Linked DNA regions of Homo sapiens: region 1 is linked to region 2. The links are chromatin contacts, found by Hi-C or POLR2A ChIA-PET in ENCODE. All regions are on one chromosome and are shown on one strand. The core of a region is the stretch at or near the end of the contact, and the rest is flanking DNA. Distances in the headings are between cores, read along the strand shown. Region 1 overlaps PPP1R12A (protein phosphatase 1 regulatory subunit 12A). Region 2 overlaps SYT1 (synaptotagmin 1).

Evidence for each region. A loop is a pair of places that touch in the nucleus more often than their neighbours do. ChIA-PET counts read pairs that join two places held with the same protein, here RNA polymerase II (POLR2A). Pooled maps may share reads with other maps.
Region 1: a map of IMR-90 shows a loop between it and region 2 (4-fold over the local background). The contact joins two enhancer-like sites. A Hi-C loop is called at or near these places in 1 of 168 maps with a recorded cell type or tissue (IMR-90) and 3 of 50 pooled maps. POLR2A ChIA-PET finds 5 or more read pairs at or near these places in 1 of 52 experiments (endothelial cell of umbilical vein).

Annotation. Positions count from the first base shown.
Region 1 is chr12:79,771,913-79,777,914 of GRCh38, forward strand. PPP1R12A (protein phosphatase 1 regulatory subunit 12A) reads right to left here. Exons shown (of 25, transcript NM_002480.3): 25 at 1,656-4,103. The coding sequence ends at 4,017. All of the region lies in intron 5 of PPP1R12A-AS2 (PPP1R12A antisense RNA 2), which reads left to right. Among named protein-coding and RNA genes, the nearest start is that of PAWR, 84 kb to the left of the region's middle. Within about 2 kb of position 4,384, at least 2 of the 41 ENCODE cell types and tissues checked have a DNase peak (open chromatin) inside an H3K27ac peak, as active enhancers do.
Region 2 is chr12:79,403,889-79,410,325 of GRCh38, forward strand. The region is part of intron 9 of SYT1 (synaptotagmin 1); the gene reads left to right. Among named protein-coding and RNA genes, the nearest start is that of MIR1252, 12 kb to the right of the region's middle. Within about 2 kb of position 4,268, at least 8 of the 41 ENCODE cell types and tissues checked have a DNase peak (open chromatin) inside an H3K27ac peak, as active enhancers do.

The DNA.
Region 1 (6,002 bases), core at 3,134-5,633, 370 kb after region 2:
TTCATTTCTTCACACTTTTCCCCTTTTCCTTCAGCTTTTTAAAAATGAAAATGCAGTTGGTTTATGAGACCCAGACATTTACTGGAATTTAAGCGGGGACGTGTTGGGATAGCTTGGCTCAAAAGATCTTACTTCTAATAACCTTTAGACAACTTTTAATAAAACTTTGAAGTTACAGTAATAAGGTAGAATCCATTATTTGTTACATTATAGAAATAAGTCTCACACTTCTGACTCCTGTAATTTTATTTTATATTTAATACTTTTGTAATCTGGTTATTTTATAGGCAAGGAACAGCAATATAATACTCTCCACATCACTTACCTAAGAGAAAGAGCACTCGTTTGTATGGCAATTAACGCCAGAGAACCTTTCCAAAATCAAAGTCAAGAAATGGATTCAGTTAGACAGAGATTAATAAAATATGAAAATAATCAATATTTCACTCTAAACCCAATACTTTTAGAGTTCTCATATGTACATTATCCCTGCTGAATATCATATTCAGATACAGAGACCACACACATACAGTGTAAACATGGAACATCAAAGCAGACTCCATCAGCCAGCTTTTGTCTTTGCAAACAAAGGTTATCATTAACAAGATAGAGCTAATGAATAGTTAATAATTTTTAGTGGAGTTTGCTCTGTGTTCTGCTTATAATGTCAAAGTGAAGGATAATCTACAAAGCCATTTATTATGCCCTATGGGAAATGTGTTGGGATTGGGAGTCATGACTGTCTCAGATTAGCCAGGGAAGATTAAGTAGTAATATACTTTTAAGCAAAAGAATAAAGTTAGCCTAATGGATTAGAAAATATCTACTTTACTTTTTTATATGAATACTCCTCTAGAGTTCTATAGTAGCTTTTATTTGGCTTTCAAGTATTTGCATGTAAAATGCTTGTTTTTTTTATGGAGGACAAATAACAGTAAAACCTACCATTCTGAGCATGAATAGGTGAAGTACTGGAAATAGAAATAATAGAATTCAATCCTTGTTGTATTAATTTAGTCAATATTAATTTAGTCAATAGTATTAATTTAGGCTTACTACCAGTCCTCTATCAAAGTTCCAAAATCAAAAGTGCCTTTTTTTTTTTTTTTTTTTGAGACGGAGTCTCACTCTGTTGCCCAGGCTGAAGTGCAGTGGCACAATCTTGGCTCACTACAACCTCTGCCTCCCTGGTTCAAGTGATTCTCCTGTCTCAGCCTCCTGAGTAGCTGGGACTACAGGCGATTGCACCATCATACCTGGCTCATTTTTTATTTTTAGTAGAAACGGGGTTTCGCCCTGTTGGCCAGGCTGGTCTCAAACCCCTGACCTCAGGTGATCCTCCCGCCTGGGCCTCCCAACCATGCCTGGCTAAAAGTGCCTCTTATTTATAGATGTGTTAGCAGGTCGAACCTTGGACAAATCTAAATTGGAAAATGATCTAATATTAAAGTAAACTGTATGTTTCAATGGAATATTACCTTTATATGTATCGCTAAGCCTATGTTTGCAGATAAGAAAAAGCACAGGTTTACTTTAAGAAAAAAAAAAAAAACAATGTTTATGGAAGCGAAATCTTGTGCTACAAAGCAACTACCCTGAAACTCACTGTTATTAATTTTTACCCACTTATTATCATAAAAAAACTAGTTCTCAGATTCTGCATACAGACAGCTTTATGTAAAATATATAAACATTTGTCCAAATTGGTACACAGATTGCATAAATATGGCAATTAAGATTGCATTTACAGATGTGCATGTACAATGCTGTGCAAATTATCACAATATTACAATTTCAGAAATTATTCAAATTGGTATCCAAGTAAAGCAATTAGTGAAAAAATACCCATGCAGAATTTAAATATCTCAGAACAAAATTTAAAATGTCTTCATTAAAAGTTCACACATTTAAAATAGTTTTATTCATTTTATTTGTATATGTCAAAATACATTTTTATTTCCAAAATAGTGGGTTTTGCAACTAGTTTCATGCAGAAACAAGGTCTGCTCAATACTACCAATAAAATCAATATAGCACAGTAGCTGTTCAGTTTTAGATACAAAGAATAAATAACCTAAATACAAAACACTAAAATATTAGAAACATGTATTTAATCATTCTTCACAGGCATCCAAACTTCACAAATATAAACCATAGCATGCCTAACTGTTGTGCAACCAGAACATGTTGCAGTCACTCAAACTGATCAGTTATCTGTATATTTTACCTCCACATAAGACCATGGAAATTCTCAATATTCAGACCTACCATTCATACAGTTCAAATATAACCAAAAATAAAACTCCCACAACTATCCTTGTACCTTTAAAATCAAGAATCCTGAGCTTGGTAGTAAGAGCATAACCTTATATCTTCATAAAACCAATCGAGAGAGAGAGGACTTAAAATCCTGCTTACCAAAACACCCTTCCCCAACCCCAAAGTAATCTAAAATAGGCAGTAGAACACAATGACCTTTTAAAATGAAGGGGTACAAATTCACATTTAATATAGTATACAATACAATCAATAATACAATCAGCTACTATAAGCTTTACAATGTACAATTTATTCAAATGGCTGAACTGTTCAGTGGTTAAGGAGACAGTTATGTGCCAGAAAGATGTAGTATTTTTTGCATGGTTTAATGAAAATATAAAAGCTATTTGTCCAAATAAAAGCCATCGTCACTATGTACTTGGTTTTGCGCTTTTTTTTCCTTAAAAAAAAAAAAAGGCCACTGAAATGTATAAAATGGTCTGAACATGATGGTGGTATCAAAGTCGATGCCTCTTCACATGGCAATAACAGTGCATTTAACATTAACTCACGGGTTAATTCTGCAAATGATTTCATAGCATTACTTTGGCTAGCACAACAGTTTTAGACAGCACTCAGATAAATATAGGTATGTGAAATGTAAAGCAATTATCTTATGCAACTTTAATTATGGTTGAGTACTATCAAGTGAAAACTGAAAATAAAAGCACTTTACAGTAGGAAACTTTTGTAAAGATAGGGCTCCACATAATGTGTAACTTTTAAAGTCTTTATATCACATTGTTAGCAAATTTTGTTTTTTAACACTATCATGGAGTAGCCTACTCTGCATTAGCAGACATTTGAAATAAGAAATAGTCAAGCATGCCATGTGGTGGTCTAAAAATCAAAACAATACACTTATTTGTATATACAGCATCACTCAGTACCTGCTAAAATGAATGTGAAGATTACAGAATCTAACATCTTATACTACAATAAAAAAAAAGTGACCAATGAAGCAGAAAATAGGAATTAAAAGATCTAACCTCAAATGACTTTAAAGCATTCATATAAGAAATAAATGCATATTGCACAAACAGTGAAAGCATATGTTCCACCAAGCAATTCAGTTCCAGGTGGGAGACAACACAGCATTAGCCTAATACATGACAATAATCACAGAAGAGCAAGTGTTCTTTTCTGTAATGAAAAAGCTGTGAAAACATAGAAGACTCTGCCACATGAAGAGTTTAGAAGGAAAAAATACAAACCCAAACTTAGATGAAAAGCCAAAAAATTTAAATATCGAAAAACTCGAAACTGTGGCACATCAAAAAATGTTGAGTAACTGTCTTCTGTGAGAGCTGAAAGTTTTTGTTGACACAAAAGTATTTATGTACAACTAAGGCTTACTGGTTAAATATCTGAGGCATATCTGGCCTTGAACACTTTCCTTATATGCTGGAGCTGTAAACAAGTTTTCTCAGTCATTAAAAAAAAATCTTCTCAGCAGCTGCATTAACATGAAACAATGGTCTTGATTAAAAAAAAAAAACAAAAAACAAACCAACAACAACAAAAACACCCCAGAAAATTAAACAAAATGAAACAAAAATTCTAGATAAGAGGGCATTTGGCAGGATATCCGAAAATGACAGTCTCCAAGGATTCTTCCCAGACTTCCAGTGACTGCCAATTATGGTCCACTGGGTTACTAATATGTGCAATTCCATTACTTGCTGCTTTTTTTTTTTTTATTTGGAAAGTTTGCTTATAACTCTGATCAAGGCCCCATTTTCATCCTTTAGCCTCTGGTTGTCTGCTTTTAGGTCTGGTAACATCTATAAAGAGAAAAATTGAAGATCAAGTTTTACCTTCAATATTAAAAGATAAAACATTATTCTTAATAAATGTTATATTTTCACCACAAAACACATGATCAAGCTTTGTCAGTTATATATATTTCTAGTATCTAAAACATGTATCAGGAAGAAGGAAAAAAACCACACCTGGATTTGTAAAGCTAATTAGTTTCATAAATGCTGGAATGAAAGGTTTATTCTCTCCAAATTTTCCATTGAAATTTACTAAATCACTTGATTTTATGACTCACAAGCACACCACATTCCAGCAGCCAAGACAAGCCTGTTTTTGTTAGGATAGGCTCTTAAAAGAGGTTCCTGTCAGCACCTAAACCAAAGACTTTTGCTTTTATGTATGTCAGACCTAAAATCATAATACTTAATATTGTTCCACAAGAAAGTCAAACTACCTAGGAAAACATTGAGGAAATTAGACTTGTTCTAAATTATTAAAATTCCTTAAACGATTCACCTACAGTAGCTCAGTTTAAAATGCCTAAACAATGTCCGATCCCAGATAGATGCTTATTAAATGGTAACAAGCAATTACTATTATTAGAATAGTGCATCATGTTTAAGCTAAAGTAGAAAGTCTGTATCTATGATCCAACTATTACAAAAATAACCAATTTTGAAGCAAATAGCCTCATATCTTCAAACAACACATCTCAATTTTCTGTTGTTTTACAGACAAATTGATGAAGGGGTGAAAATATTACAAGTTAACTGAATACTCTACTAAGGATGATTAAAACTGTATGTTCTTTGCCAGTTTCACTAGGAAATGAAATAGCTCATATTTTTGGTCCCTAAACCATACTTTCCAAAATAGTCCTCTTTCCTCAGTTTTCAAAATGTATTAGTTTATCTAACTTGATAAAAGTAAAACTTCTATTTGCAAAACTAGGTAAAGCAAAATCTTTAAGAAGATTTAATTTTACGTGGAACCAATATGTTCTTATCTGTGTTCAGAATCTTTAAGATATAAAATATAGTAATATTAAGTTTATTCATTTGAATATTTGTAATATAAACTTAAATATAAACTAATGTGGTTCTGACTTCAAATGACATTATTTTGAAAAACATAATGCATGCTTAATCTTCAGCTTCAAAATATATTAATTATATGTAAAATGTTATATACTGTTGGTTTTCTCTCTAGTAAAGAACTGTAAATAATAGTCATATTTTAAGTCCTAAAATATCTGTATAGCTAAAAAATGTGCAAAAGCTTTACAAAAGTACAGATAAGTCTTTAACTTAAATTCCAAAATCATCCCTAATTTTAATGTAGCTCATCAATTGCAATATACAATTAGTGACAATTTCTAACATTCTAAGAAGCCATGCATAATTAGTTATATGATATGCTCCAGACACAATGGCATTAATTTGTAAAAGTGAGCTCTTACAAAACACGCCTACTAATATAAAAACACCTGCCTGGCTCTACCAAGAAGAAATGATGAAACTAAAAATTATAGGTTCACAGACTGCAGTTGCCTATAGAACCCTGAGCGCTTGGCTACCACTCTTGTCAAGGCCCTATTCTCAGTCAGCAGTCGCTCATTTAACTCCCTCAGAGATTGAATTTGCTTTATTTGGTGCAGGTTCTGCAGGAATCAGAACATAAAGAAATAGGAATAAAAAATAAGAAAATGGAAAAGAGTATAATAAGAATGTAATCACAGGTAATTTTTTAAAAATATTACGTCTTAAAGGAACAAGAGATTCAGAAAGGTAAACACTGTATTCCTAAAATTCTATTTCAAACTAAGTAATACATAAGCAAACAAAATACAAAAGATTTGTCTCCAATCTTCAAAGCCATTCAATAATGGTCTAATAACAAACCAAACAATTTAATAATGAAAT
Region 2 (6,437 bases), core at 3,018-5,517:
GAAAACAACTCTCTTAGAAGTTGCTTTATTAAAAGAATGACGCCACCTAAGAAGTTTTCCAACAAACATGGGTGTAAATATCGTTTAATCTGTGTGTTTTCATTAAATATATCAAGATAAGTCATATTTTATAAGTGAGCCTTGGATCTATTTTACTCTTATAAATTGAAAACAAAGCCAGAGCTCCAAGGATAAGCACCACAACACTGCAAAGAAACTTGGCCTCTGAGTACAGATTTCACAGGGTAAAAGCAAAACTGTGAGTACCCAATAAAGCTAATATATCAAATACCAGAGCAGTCTAATTGCTGTCTGTCTGGTTGGAAGCCTCCATTACCTTATGTAATTCCCATGAATGGCAGACTAAATTATAATGGTGGTACTTAATAAAATTCATTCTACCCTCTTCTTAAAAATGAAAAACTATAAATAGAACTACTGAGTGGCCACTTTTGAGCAAGAATGTAATTTATATTATGTCCCAAAACACCTTCCACACCCTCACAAAAGTAGCATTTGCAAATACACCAGCATTAAACAAGCCTCTCCCCCATGTTCTTTGAGAAACTACAGTACACAGGAGCAAGAAGTTTTAATTCACCTGTGAGTTATTTCCAAGTCTTGCTGGATGGTCAGATCTGTGAACAGTCATACACACAACCAACTTATCTGGAGAAGTCAGCTTCATCCGAGCATATATTCTACTTAGTGGTCAAGTACATGTAACTAAAGGTAAAGCCTACATCCAGGAAGCTTACGTGACTTGCGACTTGCGTAGCGTAGGTTTCAGCACATAAGATGCTAGATCAGATTGCATAATGCAACGAGAGCTAACACTCATAATTACTTATGTAAATTATATGGCAAGAATTTCCCAGGCCTTTAGGGAAAAAATGTTTATTTGCGGAGCCTAATTTTTTATATCAGCTATCACGAAAAAGATTGTCAAGGAGCATATTTGACTATTGGACTTGGATCTAGATGTACCCTCTTTGTGACATTGTCACATAATGACAACCTGGAGGTTAATACATTAAGGCAGCCTGTATGTGAGTGAAGCTTCAGAACTACTTGAAAATTGCATTATTTAACTGTGTCCAGATGGAATAGAGAACATTCTCACACTGAGCAATTATACCAGCAGGCCATTGATTGGGAAGTTGATGTTTGTCTTTTTCCACATGAACAAGGGCAGTCCCATTGCTGGAAGCTAGTGCTCTATCATTTTTAAATAAACAGAATGTTTGTCATTAGCATTTTCTAAAGTATTGGAGATATCTGATCTGGATTTGCTTTTATTTCTTCTTGATCAAATGAAATCTGCAAAGCCTCCATATACTCTTGTGCAATCTTAACACTTACTTAAATCATAGAAGCTCATAGAATCAAAAGTATACTTTTCATAAGAATTTTTAAACCCCAAAATTCCAAACAGGCAGAAATAAATATTACCTAGAGTTCTTGCAGATTTTTCAATGAATGCCTTCCTAATCAAAAGATTATAATTTAAATATTGATTAATTTATCTAGAATTTTAGAAGATTTAGAGTAATATCAACCCAGCTATGGGAAATACAAAAATAAATCATTAAACAAACATTTTATGACTCTTGCTATATCTCAGGAATTATACTGAAGTTTGACAAATAAACGTCTGACCACAAACAATCATAGACCCCTGCCCTCAAGGCTTCACAGTTGGGATATACCCTAAGCAATATCTATTTCAGTTAAGAACACATTGGGCTGCAAGTAACAGAAAATCCTCTGTAAACAGTAGAGTAGGCAACTTGGGAATTACTTTTTTCACATAACAAGAAGTCAGAATGCAACCTTTGGTTTGCCTACTCTATGATGCCATCAGGGACCTGTGTTTTTTCCTTCTTTTCAGCTCCTCTATCCTTAGTATGTTGGCCTCTGTTTCCATGATTGTCTCCTCATGGTGCAATTGAAGACAGTGGCTGTCCCAACCAAGTTTTTCCTCTTTACCAGTAAAGCAAAGGGTTTCTCAGAAATCCCACTCAGACTTTCCTTAGATCTTATTAACTGGAGAGTCAAAGGGCCACTTTTATCTAAAAGACTAAATGAGAACTAATGGGACAAGATCATCATGGCTGGCTTTTAAGTACAAGAATGACAGGAAAGTAATGGTTTAAAAAAATTAATATGGAAATGAAAGAGGAGAAAGGGAGTCAGTAAGACCAAGTGGAGCATTGCTAATATAATTCTGTCATAAGAACAAGAAGGTCTAGGTAATGGATCCTCTTATGATGGCTTAGTTTGTAATACCTTTCATGAAAGAAAAAACATTATGGACAGGTGGTCAGATACTTCCTAAACAACAGTCACAAGTTGCACTGCACTGTGGTGACTGGTATGTCTGTAGCTGCAGGTTAAGCACTATCTCAAGCATAGAGGTGACCCTTGGGGCAAGATAGTGCCTCTGAGCTTCTAAGGGTTACATGTTATAGGTCTGATTTCCACCTTATTCTATACACTCTCTGAAACTTCCAAAGATTCTGCTACATAAATCAACCTCATGCCCAAGTTGGTGGCAGCAGAAATGAACCTTAACTTAGCCCAAAAGGGTTTGAAGAGAACCAAGAAATAAAGCTAGAACCAGATCCAGCACTATCATTATTCTCATGCTACTTTTTAAAGTCTTGTCCACATTAGTCAGTGATAGAAAACTGATGTTAGGAACACTGAGCACCTAAGTGTCACTCACTCTGATCTCTAGTTGCTGCTTCTGATAAATTTCACCAATTAGCACAGGCTTAGAGTCAGATTATCTGGGTTTGAATACCAGTTCTGCTACTTGATAGTGGTGTAATCTTGGGGAAGTGCTTAAATTCTCTGTATTTTTCAATAAAATATTGATCACAATAGCACCTACCTCACAGAATTGTAGTGAGAAAGAAAGTGAGTTAATATTTGAAAGTCCTTGAAAAGTGTGTGGCACATGTCAGCCCTCCCGGAATGTCTGCTATTTTTATTACTGCAGCCATTATTATTCTGGTGTAGAGGTGAACTACCCTGCTTTGGAGGTCATAAAGACCTTGATTCAAATCCTGCCATTATCACTTACTATCCCTATGGCCCTGGACAAGTTAATTCATGGTTCTGAGCCTCAGTTTATTTATCTGTTAAAAAGGGATAATAATGCTTGTTTCATCAAGCTATGGCAAGTATTAAGATGGCATGTGACAGTGCTTAGCACAGGCCCTGACAAATAAGTAATTTGTATTCTTTTTTATCCTCCATGATACACTCTTTTCTCTGGGTTTATCACTAGAACTCCCCCGGGATGATCTGTTACTTATGACTAATCATACTCTGTGTACTTATACCACTAATATTATTTGAGTGAAACAAACTTAAATTCAGCATCAGGAACTACCTTGAAAGGAAAATAGACTCATAAGAGTAGTCTCTTCCAGTTTTGAGAAGAAAAGATGCCATCCTACAAGTATGGTAAAGGTCTTGATGAGGGAGGTAAGACCATGACAGTACCACCATGCCTTCGTCTCACTTCCCCACCACAACTGAGTGATCTAGCCACCCTCTAGAGTTGCTACCACCATTTGTTGGGAAGGCATGAAGTCAAAGAAAAGTTTGAGACCTGGGATAGTTGTCCCCATTTGTCATACCATTGGGATAGCTCTGATCGTCACATTCTTAGAAATGCAAATACTAAGCTCTGAGAAGATACAGTCTTCTTTGTGAATCACCTCCATCCCAATTTTTGACCTCACTTTTAGGTGGGATGTATCTACAGCACAGAGTCTGTGACTCTGAGATACATCAAAGACTATTTGGTGGCCCCTCCTGAAATCAGAAGAGGATGTAATTTGCTGTGGTTTTTGCAACTCTCTTACGCACAGTCCAAGCAAAGAACATTATAGTTTTAGAGTGGATGTGGCTGTCCTTACTCTGGTATACTCACAGGAGAAGGACATTGCTGTCTTCTTTCCTTCCATCTTTGATCACATCACTACTGTATTGTGACCTCTTCTTCCCAGAAGAACAACAGTTTTATCCTCTTAATCTTGTTCAAACTGCCTTCTAACACTGACCACCACCAAAAGATGTTGCTTCGAGAAGAGGCTGAATGGAGAACCTTAAATGCATGGGGAATATTCCTGAGTCTCATTGAAATCAGTTTATCCTGGGTATTACACTTGAATTTAAAGCAAATGTATGCACAGGCAATCCTGGGTGAGCTACTCTGAACAGGAGATGGCAGTAGCAGCCAAGGATTTGGGCAGCCCTTTCTAGTCCTAACAGAGGGGATTTCCTATTGGTTCATTGTCGATTCTGGACTGCAGTTTTGCCTCACCAAAGCCAAGGTGGCTAAATAATATGCCCAAGATCCCAGACCTTGCTGAATTTCACAACTATTGAAGAATTAGAAATTGCTCAAATTGAAGGCTGAACGACCAAGTGAACACTGTGGGGAGCTTTTACTAAGTCTCACTACAGAGGAAGGGAGGAGGCCTCCAGAAAACAAACAGATATGCCCACTTAGATTGGCATTAGTGGGTTTATTGGAAGGAGCAAGGATCGGAGATACAGTGCACATTCTTACTGAGACTTTGAGCAAGTCATTTAGCGAGGTGATTCAGCCCATGCTTTCATGTGGATTCAGGGAATAAAGAAGTCTTCCTCACAGGCTTTACAAAGGGTTCAGTAAGATAACAGCCAGGAAAACTCATTTTGTAAACTATGACATGCTATAAAAATACAAGAAGGACATTTTGGTTGGTTTTAGGTCATTTCTTTGAATTTGTCCTGGCGCCTCCAAATTTCCTAGACCACATTTTTTTCTTTCCTTTTCTTTCTTTTTTTTTTTTTTCCAAGTAATATGGTCAGAAGCTGTTTGACTATGAGTCTATTATTTCTCTGATAATTATAATTTCCCGGAGAGTTATGGCACACAAATTACTTTGTAATAGCTCTAAATTCTTTGCTTTATCCTGAGTCTACAATTATGCACTTATCCATGCTCCTGTCATCTGTGGTACTGATTTATGGAACCTCTGTTCTCTGATCTCCTCATTTCTTACCTCTGCCTCCTTTAAAACTCAAGAAATGTGGCAGCAAGGTCAAATTTCTCATCGGGCCAGCATTACATTCTCAGGTGTAATCATTACCGTCTTAATAAAGCAAGCAGTTAGTTCCACAATGGTCTGTTTAATCCACTAGATAATTGCTAAGCCTTAATTATATAACCCAGCATACTGTCCCTTGCTATAATTCCAGAACCACCATGTTGTGGTTTGAAACATCTATTAATTTGGTGCAAATATTAATTAAAAATTTATTTCTAGCCAAGAATATGATGGATCAAGTGCCATGTATTAAAAAAGGAAAATATAATTAATCTTAACCAATTTCACTTGGAGCAAAAACAATGTAACTGGAAAGTTTTCTGGTAACTGCCACACACTCACAGACTTTTTTCAAAATTTGAAAAAAGGTATGTCTAAATTTTAAAGTATTGCAGTATCAGTTTGGTATTATGGTAGAGGATTTATAAGCCATGCAACTGCACAAAATTTTTGATATCGTTAATAAGGCAAAGATATATTACTTCGCTTTGTTCTGCTTGTGACCTAGAGTGAATTTTATTCATAGCAAAATTAGACCTTACTAGCTTCTTATACCTGAATGGCCTAGAGGTAGAGAAATTTCCAGAACAGCCTTATTAGAGAGTGGGGTGCATGACAAGACCATAATCTAAAGCCAGTTTTCAGTTTTATTATTTACTTTGCTGCCTTGATCATTTTTCTGCACTCATTTGGCTTGAAGGCATAGACATTCCCTGTTGATTATCTCGGCTTGGCAGTGGGTTTCTGCTACACATTTTGATTCCTAATATGGTAGTAGGAGAGGATTTTGTATGAGTTCCAGCGAGTTTCTCTGGGCTTGTGGAATGCAGCAAGGAAAGAATCCTACAGAGATGAAAACATGAACATTTGCATTGATTAAAGAGAAAAAGGAAAGAAAGAAAAAGTATCACTCTAAACTGTTTTTTTTCCTTTTCTTACTCTGTTCACTTCACTTCTAATAATGTCTTACACTTTTGGGGGTGGGAGGAATTAATGCTGTGTGTTCTTTTATTGCTCATATCTTCATGGCCATTTCAAAAATTATTTTGAAATGCTGAGTGTGTTTACAGAGGCAGTGTTAACAAAATAGTTTTCATCATCATCAAGGTTTGAATCCCTGAAGCACCCTATCCCTCTGTTCTACAAATTAGCCACATGAAGAAAACTGAGAGAATAAGTTTCATGTTGCTAAAAGAGAATAATAGGCTGATCATGTATATTCACAGGGTACAAATTACATTGTCTTAATTTTGCAGCAATATGAACTATTACTAAAGAAATACCTTACTTGCCTATCCATCTATTGATTGTGTTGGAGTTCAATAC